Linked DNA regions of Homo sapiens: region 1 is linked to region 2. A link is a loop called in an ENCODE intact Hi-C map of the cell type or tissue named here. Cell type or tissue: CD4-positive, alpha-beta T cell. All regions are shown on one strand.

What was found. Peaks named below come from ENCODE experiments on the same cell type or tissue, not always from the same donor. Only the 100,000 strongest peaks of a DNase experiment are listed, where the experiment ranks them.
Region 1: a loop joins it to region 2, with 4 times the contacts of the local background. A loop is called at or near these places in 3 of 110 quality-filtered maps.

The regions. Positions count from the first base shown.
Region 1 is chrY:21,018,121-21,026,120 of GRCh38, reverse strand. No RefSeq gene overlaps it. Among named protein-coding and RNA genes, the nearest start is that of RPS4Y2, 270 kb to the right of the region's middle. In CD4-positive, alpha-beta T cell, no CTCF peak of the experiment used is centred here; a DNase peak (open chromatin) is centred at 3,610.
Region 2 is chrY:21,256,340-21,264,339 of GRCh38, reverse strand. All of the region lies in intron 2 of LOC107987347 (a long non-coding RNA gene), which reads left to right. Among named protein-coding and RNA genes, the nearest start is that of PRORY, 190 kb to the left of the region's middle. In CD4-positive, alpha-beta T cell, a CTCF peak has its summit at 3,820 (motif pointing right); a DNase peak (open chromatin) is centred at 3,799; H3K4me3 peaks cover 1,141 bases; H3K27ac peaks cover 263 bases.

The DNA.
Region 1 (8,000 bases), 240 kb after region 2:
AGGCCTTTTACAAGTGTGATTTGCAAGGACATTTTAAAAAAGGTTGTCCAGTGAAAAACGAGCCACCCCCTGATCTATGTCCACTATACCAAGACAATCACTGGAAGCTGCACTGCCCTTGAGGACAAAGGTCATCTGGGTCATGTGTCCCTCAACCAGATGGTCCAACAACAGGAGTGAGGGTGCCTGGGGTAAGCACCAGCTCATGTCATCACCTTCACTGAGCCCTGGGTATGTTTAACCATTGAGGGCCAGGAAATTGAATTCCTCCTGGACACTGGCATGGCCTTCTCAGTGTTAATCTCCTGTCCTGGATGACTGTCCTCAAGGTCTGTTACCATCTGAGGAATTCTGGGACAGCCTGTAACCAAGTATTTCTGTAACCTCCTCAGTTGTAATTGGGAGACTTTGCTCTTTTCACTTGCCTATCCTGTCATGTCTGAAAGTCCCACACCCTTACTAGGGAGGGATATATTAGCCAAAGCTAGAGGTGTTATCTACATGAATATGGGGAACAAGTTACCCATTTGTCATCCTCTGTTGAGGAGGGAATAAACCCTGAAATCTGGGCATTGGAAGGAATAAACTCAAGCCCCAGTCTCAAGCCTTCTCACAAGATGAAACTTTTCTTTATATGTCATAGAGAGAGCAGGAATAGCTCTTGGCGTCCTTACTCAGACTCATGGGACAACCCCACAACCAGTGGCATACCTAAGTAAGGAGATTGATATAGTAGAAAAAGGCTGGCCTCACTGTTTACAGGTAGTAGTGGCAGTGGCTGTCTTAGTATCAGAGGCTATCAAAATAATACAAGGAAAGTATCTCACTGTCTGGACTACTCATAATGTAAATGGCATACTAGGTGCCAAAGGAAGTTTGTGACTATCAGACAACCACCAGGTACTACTCCTTGAGGGATGGGTGTTTCAAGTGCATATGTATGCAGCCTTCAGCCCTGCAGTGGCTCACAGTGTTCTCGCAGAGGATGGGGAGTTGGTCGAGCATGGCTGTCAACAGGTTGAAGTCCAGATTTTTGCCACCTGAGATGATCTCTTAGAATACCCCTTGGCTAATCCTGACCTTAACATATATAGCGATGGAAATTCATTTGTGGAAAATGAGATTTGAAAGACGGGTTATGTCATAGTTAGTGATGTAACTGTACTTGAAAGTAAGCCTCTTCCCCCCAGGACCAAGGCCCAGTTAACAGAACTAGCGGCACTTACCCAAGCCTTAGAAGTGGGAAAGGGAAAAAGAATAAATGTGAATACAGATAGCAAGTACGCTTATCTAATCCTACATGCCCATGCTGCAATATGGAAAGAAAAGGAGTTCCTAACCTCTGTGAGAACCCCCATTAAATAACACAATTAAATCATGGAGTTATTGCACTCAGTGCAAAAACCCAAGGAGGTGGCAGTCTTACACTGCCAAAGCCATCAATAAGGGGAAGGAGAGGAGAGAACAGCAGCATAAGAAGCTGGCAGGGGCAGGAGAAGACCAGCAGAGAGAAAGAGAAAGACAAAGTCAAAGAAGGAAAGAGAGAAAGAGACAGAAAATCAGAGAGAGGGAGAGACAAAGATAGAGAGAAAGAGAAAGATAGGAAGTCAAAGAAAAGGAGATAGAGAGAAAGAGACAGAGAGACAGAAAGTCAAGCAGAGAAGAAAAGAGAGGAAGAGACAAAGGAGAAAGGAGTCAAAGAGAGAGAAAGAAATAGAAGTAGTAAAGAAAAAACAGTCTACCCTATTCGTTTAAAAGCCAGGGTAAATTTAAAACCTATAATTGATAATTGAAGGTTTTCTCTGTAACTCTAACACTCCAATACGACCTTGTTGTCAGTGAAAACAAGGGCATAGCCCAAAAGTACTGAGGCCACTGATGACCTATAGCCTTCCTATCAAAAATTCTTAACCCAGCAGGCTTCCTGACAGGGTATCTACATCGGAAAATCCGACCAGACATAGGAGGAACTCCCTTCAGGACAGGATGATAGATGATTCCTCCTAGGCAATTAAAAAAAAAAAAAGACACAAGTAAGTGATAAGAAAACTCTTGTAGAAGCAGAGATAGGAAAATTGCCCAATAATTGGTCTGCTCAAACATGTGACCTGTTTGCACTCAGCCAAAACTTAAAGTACATACAGAATCAGGAAGGAGCCATCTATACCAATTTTAAGTTAATATGGAATGAATGAGGTCTTATTAATGGCAAAGAATAATTAAAATCCCACACTTACAAGGTTTTCAACAAAAGTACAGTTTGCTAAAAGTTAACAGTGTGACATATATTATCCTAACTTCTCATCTTATGGAAATCAGACCCTATCAGTGTCCCTGAAAGTTCAAGTCTGTCAGCACAGAGCCATATAACCAATACCCCTACTTATAGTGTTAGGAATGACCACTGCTACAGGAACCAGAATAGCCAGTTTATCTACTTCATTATCCTACTACCACACACTCTCAAAGGATTTCTCAGACAGTTTGCAAAAAATAACAAAATCTATCCTTACTCTACAATCCCAAATAGACTCTTCGGCAACAGTGACTCTCCAAAACCACTGAGGCCTAGACCTCCTCACTGCTGAGAAACGAGGACTCTGCACCTTCTTAGGGGAAGAGTGTTGTTTTTACACGAACCAGTCAGGGATAGTAGGAGATGCCACCTGACATTTACAGGAAAAGGCTTCTGAAATCAGAAAACACCTTTCAAACTCTTATATCAGCCTCTGGAGTTGGACAGCATGGCTTTATCCCCTTTCTAGGTTCCGTGGCAGATATCTTGCTGTTACCAGGCTTTGGGACCTGTATTTTTAAGCTTCTTTTCAAATTTGTTTCCTCTAGAATTGAGGCCATCACAGCTACAGATGGTCTTTCAAAATGGAAACCCAAATGAGTTCAACTAACAACTTCTACTGAGAACCCCTGGACTGTCCCACTGGCCCTTCCACTGGCCTAAAGAGTTCCCCTCTGGTGGACACTACAACTGCAGGACCCCTTCTTCATCCCTATCCAGCAAGAAGTAGCTAGAACTCTTATTGGCCAAATTCCCAACAACAGTTGTAGTGTCCTCTTTAGAGGGGGGATTGATATGTGAATCTGGCTGGGCTTCTGGGTTCAGTGGGGACTTGGATAAATTTTCTGTCTAGCTAAGGGATTGTAAATGCACCAGTCAGCACTCTGTGTCTAGCTAAAGCTTGTAAATGTACCAATTGGCATTCTGTGTCTAGCTAATTGGGTAGGGGACTGTCTAGCTAAAGGATAGTAAATGCAACAATCAGTGCTCTGTGTCTAGCTAAAGGTTTGTAAAGGCACCAATCAGCACTCTGTCAAGATAGACTAATCAGCACTCTGTAAAATGGATCAATCAGTGCTCTGTAAAATGGACCAATCAGTGGGATGTGGGGTGGGAGTGGAAAATAAGGGAATAAAAGCTGGCCACCCGAGCCAGCAGCGGCAACATGCTTGGGTCTCCTTCCACACTGTAGAGGCTTGTTCTTTCACTCTTTGCAATAAATCTTGCTGTTGCTCACTCTTTGGGTCTGTGTCACCTTTATGAACTGTAACACTAACCACAAAGGTCTGCAGCTTCACTCCTGAAGCCAGCGAGACCACAAACCCACAGAGGAAAAAACAACTCTGGCTGTGCCAACTTTAACAGCTGTAACACTCACTGCAAAGGTCTGTGGTTTCACTCCTGAAGTCAGGAAGACCAAGAACCCATCAGAAGGAAGAAACTCTGGACACATCTGAACATCTGCAGGAACACACTCCAGACACAGCATCTTTAAGAATTGTAACACTCACTGTGAGGGTCTGTGTCTTCATTCTTGAAGTCATTAAAACCAAGAACTCATGAAATCCAAACACAAAAGGAGTCAAGGAACAAACCCTAAAATGGGAAAATATTATAATTGTGGAAAAGCTGGACAGTTTAAAAAGGAATGCTGCCAGATCTGAGGACAGAAAGAGACTTAAAATGGAGTGTCCCACCCACTGGAAAAATTCCAGGACTTTGCCGTTGCTATAACAACTGGGCTAATAAGTTCCACTCAAGATTGCAACAGAATGGCATCCGCTGTTGGGGAATGAGATGGGGGCCTGGACCAAGGTCATTCAAACAATGAGAGCATTCCCAGTTCAGACCACAACACCATTTCAGGAATGGTTCCCAGGAGAAACATTGATTTCCTCACCCCAGGAAGACCAGGAAGTGTAGGATTACATGTCCTGGTCAGAGAATGGGTAACATTAGTGGGACGAGAGAAACCCAACAAGATTTCCACTGGCATTTGGGGACCTTCAACAACAGGATGTATGGGACTAATTTTAGGCAAAAGCCATCTTAATTTACAGGGCAATACTGTACCCCCAGGAGTTGTTGACTCTCATTATGAAGGAGAAATTCAAGTAGTTTTAATGTCACGATGTAATACCTAACCTTGTTTTTACTAACCTTGCTTTTAGACTCTCCCTTTCTCCCTTAATCACCTAGCCTTGTTTCCACATGTATAAGCTCTCCCTTGGCTGAGAAAGCCTGATGAACTCCATTTGGCTCCTTCATTTACAAGACGTCAAGGACTCCTTACCCACCCCCTTCCTCAAGGAGTTCACTTGTGTAAGCTGACTCTCAACATATCAAAGAGTCCAATTAACTGATAAGGTACTGAAGCAAGCAATGTACAAAGTTCCCAGGATTTTGCTCAAGAGATAACACCATAACGCCTTGAGTTTCTGTCTGGCAGAGCCCCCATACCTAACATCTTATGATAGATTTAGAGCCCCTGCACCTGGAACTGTTGTCTTCCCTGTAACCATTTGTCTTTTTAAGTTTTTCGCATGTTTTCACTTCTGTAGAATTGTTGCAACTGAGCTCCCCTCCCCTTCCTAAACCAAAGTATAAAGGAAAAGCAAGCCTTTTCCTCGGGGCCAAGAGAATTCCAAACGTTAGCCGTCTCTCTCTCACTGGCTAATAAAGGACTCTTAAATTTGTCTCAAAGTGTGGTGTTCCTCTAACTCGCTTGGGTACAACAACAAGATCTTTGGGTTTTTGAACCAGGAGAATATGTTGCTCAATTATTGTTTATTCCCTGCAAATTACACCCTCCTCCATGAAAGGAGAAACAAGAGAATAAACGGTTTAGCAGCACAACTACATGGGAAATCTATCCATCCCAACCGATAGCCTCTGATAGGCCCACCTGTGTAGTGCAAATTAAAGGAAATAAATTTGGGGGCTTATGGATACGGGAGTTGATGTGTCAATAATATCTAAAGACAATCGGCCCCCATCCTGGCCATTACAATTAACTTCTACATCCTTAGCGGGAGTAGGAACAGCTCAAAGTGTTTAACAGAGTGCTGAGATTTTACCTTTTCCTGGTCCAGACGGACAATGGTGTACTTTTCAGCCTTATGTTGCAAATATAGCTATCAATTTATGGGGTCAAGACTTACTTACAGCATGGGATATGAGACTTACAAATGAAAACTTTGATAACCTAGGATTTAAAATGTTGAAGGACATGGGACATCAGAGTGGAAAATATTTAGAGAAATTCCTACAAGGAAACCCTAACCCAATATCAATAACTGGAAAGAAAGGTTAAACCCTGCCAGGAGACTCTTCACTAAATTTCCCATGGCAGTTGGCCAAAGAGGCAGAATTTGGAGTTGCAGCTTGTAGAACAAATGCTTTAGCAATGGCATGCCTCCCAGCTACACCTGCAGAAACCTTTGCTTTCATTATCCCTCAGACAAAATTTTGTAGTTTTATGAATTCCATTCTTTCATTCTTCCTGTGATTACTCATCACAAGCCTATTCCAGGTGGACAGACTTATTTTACTGATGGCTCTTCTAAAGGTCGTGCCACTCTCTATGGACCTAAACATACTCAAACAATAATGCCCTCTGGGGCTTCAGCTCAATTCTCAGTGCTAACTGCAGTCATTCAGATTTTACAGCTCACAGCTGCAGATCCTACCAACATTGTCTGTAATTCAGCTTATGTTGTAAATGTAGTCGGTCACATAGAAACTGCTACAGTTAAAGGTACGCTAGACCCAGAACTGACAATAGACACTTATTCTCATATGCTGCATGCTACATGCCAAACAGGTTCTGAGATTACTGATTAATCAGTATCAGCCACTGAGGAAAGAAAATGGAAATATGGAGACCAATAACACTATGAAGAGAGGTCAACAAGTCTGGAAAATAACCAGAGAGCATGTATATATGAAGGTCATAGAAGATTACCACTCTCTAGTACGTAGTATAAAGTTCTTATTTGGTACAGAGAGTGTCATCATGAATCCTGGTGCGTAGTTGAGATTGTGTTTTTTCTTTTATTTTCTTTTCCTTTTTGAGATGGAGTTTCACTCTTATCACCCAGGCTAGAGTGCAATGGTGTGACCTCAGGTCACTGCAAACTCTGACTCCCATGTTGCAAGTGATTCTCCTGCCTCAGCTTTGCAAGTAGCTGGGATTGCAGCCATACACCAAAATGCCTGGCTAATTTTTTTTTTTTTTTTTTTTTTTTTTTTTTTTTTGGATTTTTAGTAGAGGCGGGGTTTTACCATATTGGCCAGGCTGGTCTCAAACTCCTGAACTCAGATGCTCTGCCAGCCTCAGCCTCCCAAAGTGCTGAGATTACAGATGTGAGCCACTGCACCTGGCCACAATCGGGTTTCTTATGTTTGCACATTGCCAACTGATAAAGTTGGCATTATAATAGTCATTCTCACAATCCATTGTGGGGGTTCTGAATATCACATGCAGAAAGAGTCCACAGTTAAAACTGTGACTGTCATATGTGAACATATAGCCACAGTTGAAATATAACCTATTTCTAAACCCAGCTCACAGGCAGGTAAAGACCCTCTTATTTGGACCAAGTCAATTGGAGAGAGGACCGAGTCAATTGGAGAGACGTTGACTCTCATATCTGTGCTGGACACAGCTGAGTTTATGTGTCCATACCAGTAAAAAGGCTTCAGAACACATCGAGACTCTTTTTTATTTTTTCTTTTCTTTCAGGACAGAGTTTCAATCTTGTTGCCCAGGCTCGGGTGCAATGGTATGATCTTGGCTCACTGCAACCTCTGCCTCCCGGGTTCAAGTGATTCTCCTGTCTCAGCCTTCTGAGTAGTTGGGATTGCAGGCACCCAACACTACACCTAGCTAAATTTTGGTATGTTTAGTAGAGATGGAGTTTCACCATGATGGCCAGGCTGGTCTTGAACTACTGACCTCAGGTGATCCATCCACTTCGACCTCCCAAAGTGCTGGGATTACAGGCACGAGCCACTGCACCCAGCCCAGACTCTCATTTATATTGTATAAAGCTTTCAGATAGTGTAGAAAGTTTATGGAACCCAGCACACAGGTGGAATTGTGCATTCATATGCACATCCAGCCAACAGCAAAGATTTTCATTCTCCCACGGGAACGCGGCCCATTGATGAGGTTTTATATCTAACAGCCAAAAGTTTGCAGTCAAAAGGCAGTCAAAAGTTTAAAAACTTACTCTCATACATCATTCCAGTCCATGGTTAGGTTGGTCACCCTCAAACAAAAATTCAGCACACTGTGTGTGCTGTGTGTGGCTGTGGCTCCCTGAAGGAGACAAAGTCTGCAGGAGAGGTTGAGGCTTTTATGGCCAGATTAAGTCCACTATTGAGATTGTGACTAGTATACTTAGATCCAACATACAAGAAAATTCACCCTCATGCATGAAATCAAGACATTTGTGGGATCATTAGTACCATCACTTAAAGCCTCCTGCAGGTACCATTGTGACATGCTTCTGTCTAGCACCTTAGTGATTTGAGTGTCCTGTGTGGGCTAAGCCCACAGATGGTTTTGCTTCAAATCGCTGAGCCCAGCACTTCGGGGATGTGACTCTGTTTTTATTCGTTGGTATTGCCCACAAAGGACATTGTGACATACCACTGGGCTTACTCTTTAGTTGATATGAGTCTCCTCTCCTGCCTTGGT
Region 2 (8,000 bases):
CTTCACATTTCTTAGAGAAAACCTAGCCCTAGCTATATAGGTATAAAAGAAAGTAAAGCCAGCTTCCCTGCAGGACTTGGGCATGTCTGTTTTGCAGGCACACCTACCTCCCAGTGCCTCCCAGGAGCCATACCTCCTTACCAGGATTGAGTGCACAGCACAGCTTCTGATGCACATAGAAGGTATATTCCTTCATTGCAGTCTTGGAGCACTTTAGATCTCTCAGTGCACCTGGAACATGGGAACTGTGTTTCAAACATATGGATAATAAAGCCATATGCCTAACCTGGCACCAAAGGGCTGCAGCACGCAGCTCAGGAATGTTGAGAATCACAGCTGGCAGATAAGTTGGGAAAGAGTCCACACTCTTGGAGAACTGACAAGGGTGATTTATTCATCATGGGCTGGTGTGGGAGCATAACATGCCTTCCTTCACAAAGCTAGTACAGAAAAAGTGTGACTTATCTCCCAGTCATTGACTCTTTCCAAAGGAGCCTCACAGACTGAAACATATAACAGAAGAAATGTGGGTATGGGCCAGGTGCTATGGCTCACATCTGTAATCTCAGCATTTTGGGAGGGTGAGGTGGGTGGATCAACTAAGGCCAGTGAGTTTGAGACCAGCCTGGCAAACAGGGAGAAATACTCTGTCTACTAAAATTACAAAAAAGTAGCCAACTGTGGTGGTGCCTGCCTGCGGTTTCAGCTGCTTGGGAGTCTGAGGCACAAAAATCACTTGAACCCAGGAGGCGGAGGTTGCAGTGAACCGAGATCTTGCCACTGCACTGCAATCTGAGAAACAGAGTGAGACCCTTTGTTTTTTGTTTTTTGTTTTTTTTTTGTTTGTTTGTTTGTTTTGTTGTTGTTGTTTTTTTTTTTTTTGAGATGGAGTCTCGCACTGTTTCCCAGGCTGGAGCGCAGTGGCGTCATCTGGGTTCACTGCAAGCTCTGCCTCCCGGGGTTCACGCCATTCTCCTGCCTCCGCCTCCAGAATAGCTGGGAAGCTGGGACTGCAGGTGCCTGCCATCACGCCCGGCTGATTTTTTTGTATTTTTATTAGAGACGGGGTCTCACCATGTTAGGCAGGATGGTCTTGATCTCCTGACCTGGTGATCTGCCCATCTTGGCCTCCCAAAGCGCTGGGATTACAGGCGTGAGCCACCGTGCCTGGCTAGAGTGAGACCCTTTCTAAAATAAATAAATGAATGCATGAAGAAATAAATAAATTAAATAAATAAATAAAATAAAATAAAAGTGGGTATGCTGTCAGTAATAGTAGGGGACTTCCCCAAGCCCAGTAGTGGACATGGTGAGGGTGTCACCTCCCTGCCTCCCACAACACTGAGCATGGCTGCAAACATGAGGGAAAAAAAAAAAGTTTAGTAAAAGCCTATCTGCTGGCTATTACTCTTAAATGTCACCAGCTGTATCACAGCCTAAACTACAAAACCAAAAATATTTTGCTAATATACTCCTCTATGAAACCAGTCACAAGAATTCAGCCACAAAATCCCTGCACAGAGCCTTGTCTCTATAAAACATTCAGAAACAAAGCCAATATCAAACTAATATCAAAATTAAAGGAATAACAACATTCACAGAGAAGAATGTATCTGTGCAATAATCCTGTGTTATTCAACCTAGTGCAATTCAAAAAGCCAGAGTACCCCCTTCTCTCCCAGTAAAACCATAAGCTTCCCATCCATACTTTTTAACCAGTCTGAAATGACTTAAATAGAAGACATTATGGATTATAGGGAAGCTAATCAAAATTCAGAACAAAGCTGAAAACTAATCCAAAAATTCCCGAGAATCAATCCACCAAGAACTAAAATAATCATTTTAAGATAAACCAAATTAAATTTTCAGAGCTACAAATTCAGTAAAATAATTTTATAATACAATCAGGAGTACCAACAGCAGAATACACCAATCTCAGAAAAAAAACAATCTCAGAGTGCAAAGGCTCGTACTTCTGATCAATTCAGCTAAAAGAAAAAATAAATAAATAAAATATTATTTAAAGTAAAAATAAGAACTTCTGCAAAATATGGCATTATTTAAAGAGACAAAGTCTATGACTTATTGTCATTCCTAAGACAGAAGACAGACAGAATAAATAAAGGTCATGAAAATTTCTGTAATCTCATTAGATAGGTTGACATGCAAATTTAGGAAATACAGTGAACTCTGGCTAGAACAAGATGACCACTTCCAAGGAACATAGTCACCAGATTCACCAGGGTGACTATGTTTAAAAAATATTTAAACAAGCATAAAACACACAACTCATGTATTTCAAAAGATGATATACAAGCGATCAACAAAGATAAGAAAAGATGCTCATCATTACTCACCATCAGATAAATGCATATTAAAACCACAATGTGAAACCATCTCACACTAGTCTGAATAACTATTATTAAATATCAAAAAATAAGACATCCTGATGAGGCTCCAGAGAAAAGGGAACACTGATACATTTTGAGAGTAAATGTAAATTAGTTCAGTCACTGTGGAAAGCAGTCTGGAGATTTGTCAGATAACATAGTGCTACCAACCCAACATTCAACCCAATAATCTTATTGCTGTAGGTATATACTCTAAGGAAAATTTTTCTATGCAAGAATAAACATGAACTTGTATAATCATTACCATGGTGTCCACAATATAAAAGAACACTGCATCAATCCAGGGGCCCATATATGATGGTTCAGATACAGAATATGTTGCACATTACACAATTGTATACTGTGCAGTTATAAAAAGAAAAAATTAATGTCCTTTGCAGAAACATAGTTGCCATTGAAGGCCATAATATTAAGCAAATTATTTCAGGAACAGAAGACCAACTACCACATATTTTCACTTGTAAGTTGAAGCTTAAATTTGAGCACACATGAACAACTGACGCTGTTTACTGTTAGAGGGGAAAGGAAGCAAGCAGAGAGTTGTGTTGAAAACTACCTTTTGGGTACTATACTTCCTACCTGGGTGATGAGATTTATATGACGCAGTTCAGCAGCACATCACATACCCATGTAACATACAAGAATATGTAGCTTCTGCATGTAAAAGAGGAGTTGAAATATTAAAAATAAGTAATTTATATTTAGTTAACATACGTTACTGGTAACGTTTTGTATTCCATCAGAAGTGGTTTTTTTTTTTTTCTGTTTCTTCACGTGTTCTTTGTCCTTACATTGATATTTTTTGCACCTGGTGTAAGAGTACCTTCTTCCTTTTTTAACAAATACTTTTGTTGAGATGGGATCTTTCTCTTAGAAATGTCTATGGTTTTAGTCGACTAGAAACCTTTGGCTTTGATTCCAGATGCATGCAGGTGTGAAATCTCTTCATTATTTCTTCAGCTGTAAGCTGTGTTAATAGTATTTATATAATTCTTGGGTTGTTAGGGTGCGGTTATTAGTGGAGGCTGTGATAAAGTTTTATTGGGTACTAGAATTCCAGGTAAGCCCATCTTCAGGCTTTAGTGGTACTGATGGTGGTTAAGGAGGTGTATCCTTGTGTCTTAAAGTAGCCTACATTGGCACTTGTGTTCAGAGTTTCAGGCAGGTCAATTCTTGGACCTTTGGGTGGTTTTCTCAGGTGTTGGTTACGATACTGATGAACTAGTCAGGTAAGCAGGCTCTTGAGCCCCTGATTCAGTGGCATAGAGTAAGTGATTGTGTTAGAAATGGTGAGGTATTCTGCTCCATCTCAAGCACAGTGCTCTCTTGTTCGCAGTGGTTGCAATTAGATATTTGGGTGTTAATTTGTTTTCTGGGCCAGCAGATGGTGCCCTTATATAGGAACCAGCTAATATGATGGAATATTTTGAGTGATCAGGCATTTAGGCCCATCATCAGTTCCCCAGGAGATGTTCTTGGGTTTCTCACTTCGTGGATTCTGTTGTACAATCCCCAGGCCACAGACCGTGTACTTTTTCTTGGTAGATGGGGGCAAAGCCAAGCAGAGCCTAACTGAAAAATTTTGCTCTCAGTCTCCCTAATGGTGAGTGCATGCACCAGCCATGAAGGTCATGGGAAAGATGTCCCTCAGACTTGCCTAAATTCTCAGATGAAGATTGGCAGCTTCTATGTAGACAATGGGGCCAGCTTCAGCAATCAGAGCCTTGGCTAATGAGAGGGAAATAGGCATTTCTGTCTCACCTCAGTCCTACAGGGTCTTCTCAGACCTAGCTGTCACAGCAGATATGTTTGACCTGTATAGCCCAGCAATCCATGCCTAGTCTATAACTTTCTCATGGATGCTAGAAACTTCCCACTGCCTGCCATTGTATTAAAACCAAGCCTGCATGGCTACTGTGTCTCATTTAAGTTCTGGAAGTGGCACCCATTTTCTAGCACTGATGACTAAGCCCACATTGAGCTCCTGCAGTCTTCCACAGGAGCTCACCCTGTCCATGCATCTGTTTCACAAACAATAACCTGAATTTTCTTAGTGCTTAGAACGGGCAATTCTGGGACCTGAGACAGCACACAGTAGTGGTGAGTCAGTGACAAATGTGTAGCTTTGTTATAGCCACTTATATTTTACAAAAGACACAGGGCTCATGATGAACTCTCTCTCTGGAGCAGTTTCTTCTCAAAGTCTGGAAACTTTCTACATTGGATTCAGTGACAGAGAAGGTTAAAGTGCTGTCCTGTGGCCTGAATTATAAAATGACTTGATGAAACAAAAAACAAAACAAAAACACAGACTACAGAAAGCTGCTTTTTCACCCTTTCCAGAGAGTGGGAATTCACTCCCAGCTCCTGGCCATTACTGGTCAAGCAGGCTGCCTTTTCACTTTTTCCTTCCTAATTCTTGCTATTTAATGTCACTCCTCTGTTAAATTCCAATATTATTTTTGGATAAAATATTCAAAATGGCTCATGCCTGTAATCCCAGCACTTTGGGAGGCCGAGGTGGGCGGATCACAAGATCAGGAGATCAAGACCATCCTGGCCAACATGGTGAAATCCTGTCTCTACTAAAAATACAAAAATTAGCCAGGCGAGGTGGTGGGCGCCTGTGGTCCCTGCTACTTGGGAGGCTGAGGCAGGAGAATGGCGTGAACCCGGGAGGCGGAGCTTGCAGTGAGCCAAGATAGTGCCACTGCACTCCAGCCTGGGTGACAGAGCAAGACTCCATCTCAAAAAAAAAAAAAAAAAAAAAATTCAAAATGTGGTTTTTGACACATTATTTTTTAAGTGGATGAGTTATGTTTGAAATGCTGCTTTTCAGCCATTATAACATCAATTCCAATGGCCAAATATTATCATATCCTTATAAAATGAATGGAACACAGAAAAACAAAAAGGTTATACGTGCAGAAAACAAATTAATCCTTCATTAAGATTGAGATGTGACTGGAGAAAGGAATATAATATTTTAATATTTCTTCACTTAATTTTACATGAAAATGTTTGTAAACAAAGTATGTTGATGGCTGCACATATATGTGATTATACCTAAAGCAAATACATTGTGTATTTTTTTATTTGACATTGAGTCTCACTCTACTGCCCAGGCTGAAGTGCAACGGTACAATCTTAGCTCACTTCAACCTCTGCCTCCCAGGTTTAAGTGATTCTCCTGTCTCAGCCTACTGAGTAGCTGGGATTACACGTGCACACCACCACCCAGCAAATTTTTGTTTTTTCAGTAGAGATAGGTAGGGTTTCAGCATGTTGGTCAGTCTGGTTTCAAACTCCTGACCTCAGGTGATCCACCTGCCTTGGCCTCCCAAAGTGCTGAGGTTACAGGAATGGGCCACTGCACCTGGCCACATTGTGTATTTTAACTGGGTGAATTACATAAAACATAATCTGTAGAGCTGGATATATTTCTTAAAATATTTATTTTATCATCTTTCTTCTCAGAAAATGTATAGCCAAAAAGTGAAAGAATGTAAAAAATTATTCCATAAAGTGCAAATCCAAAGCAAACAGAAGTAACTATATTTATATTAGATAAAACAAACTTTGTGAAAAACTGTAAGAAGGACAAGGTCATGATACCATGACAATGTGATCTATTTGGAAAAAAAATATAATCAGTGTAAATATATGATCACCCAACAATGGTACATTTGGATGTATGAAGTAAACATTATAGCTATTAAAGAAACTGTGATAAAGAATATTATCACAATTAAAGAAATACTGCAATATTAAAATAGCAGGGCACTTAAATCTCTCACTTTCAGCAAGTCAGATAATTCACAGACAATGAACACAACTTGATTTAATCACAAAACCTGATTTAAACTGTGCTCTAGATAAAATGGAGCCAACAGAAATAGATAAAAGCCTCTCCTCCAAATGCTGTAGAAGACACATTATTCTAACCTGCACTTTGAAAATTTTGTGGAATAGATTATATGTTAGGACAAAAAACAAGTCACAACAAACTTAACAAGATCACATTTAATATCTATTTGTACCACAATTAAATAACACTATAAAGTTAAAAATATAAAAGTAAACATTAGAAACTACAGAAATTTACAGATATGTAAAAATTAAATAGCATGCTCCTGAAAAATCAATGAACCAAAAAAAGTAAAAATAAAAATGTTTAAATGTTGAGACAAATAAAAAAGTAAACACAATATATAAAATTAAAAAGAAAAATCAAATATCGCTAAAATAGAAAAGTTGATAGCAACAAATTCCAACACTTAAAAGTAAAAAGCTCTAAAAAGTCAAATAAGACAACTCAGAGTTTTAGGAAAACAAAATGAAACTACTCACAATGTGTAGAAAATTATAAATTACAAAGGTCAGGGTAGAAACAAAAGAAATACACTGATATCTAGAATATATAATAAACTCAAGCAACAGGAAAAACAAATAAAACCATTAAAATGTTACTTTGTACAGCAAAAGAAACTATCAACAGAGTACACAGACAACCTACAGAATGGGAGAAAATTTTGCAACCTGTGCATCTGACAAAAATCTGAAAAATTTTGCAAACTATGCATCTGAAAAAGTCTAATACCCAACATCTATAAAGAACTTTAACACAATTCCAATAGAAAACCCCATTAAAAATGGGAAAAGGACATGAACAGATTTTTTTTAAAAGAAGACATACATGCTGCCAATAATCATGTATAAAAAAAGCTCAATATCAGTGATGATTAGATAAATGCAAATCAAAACCACAATAAGATACAATCTCACAGCTGTCAGAAAAGCTATTACTAAAAAGTGAAATAGTAACAGATGCTGGCAAGACTGCAGAGAAAGGGAAACATATATACACTGTTTGTGGGTGCATAAATTAGTTCAAGCATTGTGGAAAGCAGTATTGTGATTCTGCAAAAGGCTAAAAGCAGAACTACCATTTGGCTAAGCAATTTTATGACTAAGTGTGTACCAAAGGATGATACATAAATCATCCTACCACACAGAGACATACACATGAATATTCATAGCAGCAGTATTTACAATAGCAAAGACATGATATTAATATAAATGTTCATTAATGATAGAATAAAGCAATATGGCATATATATACCATGGAATACTATGCCAATATACATATAAAAAAGCAAGATTATGTTTTTTTTTTGCAGGCACATGGATGGAGATGGAGGGTATTAATCTGAGTAAGCTAATGCTGGAAGAGAAAACCAATAGTTTTCATCAAAGGTTAGGGCTAAGTAATACTTGTTAAAACAAAGAAGGAAATAACAGACAGTGGGGTCTACTTGAGGATGGTGGGAAGAAAAAGGGAGACAAGCAGAAAAGATAACTATTGGGTATTGGGCTTAATTTCCAGGTGATGAAATAATCTTTACAACTCATCCCTATGACCTGAGTTTAACTGTGTAAGAAACCTTCATGTGTTTGTGAAAACCAAAATTTAAGTTTTGAAAGGATAATAAAAGCTATTAATAATATGAATAGTCATTTATCAAAAGAAGACATCCAAAGGCCAGCATGCATATAAGCCAATGTTCAACATCACTAATGATCAAAGAA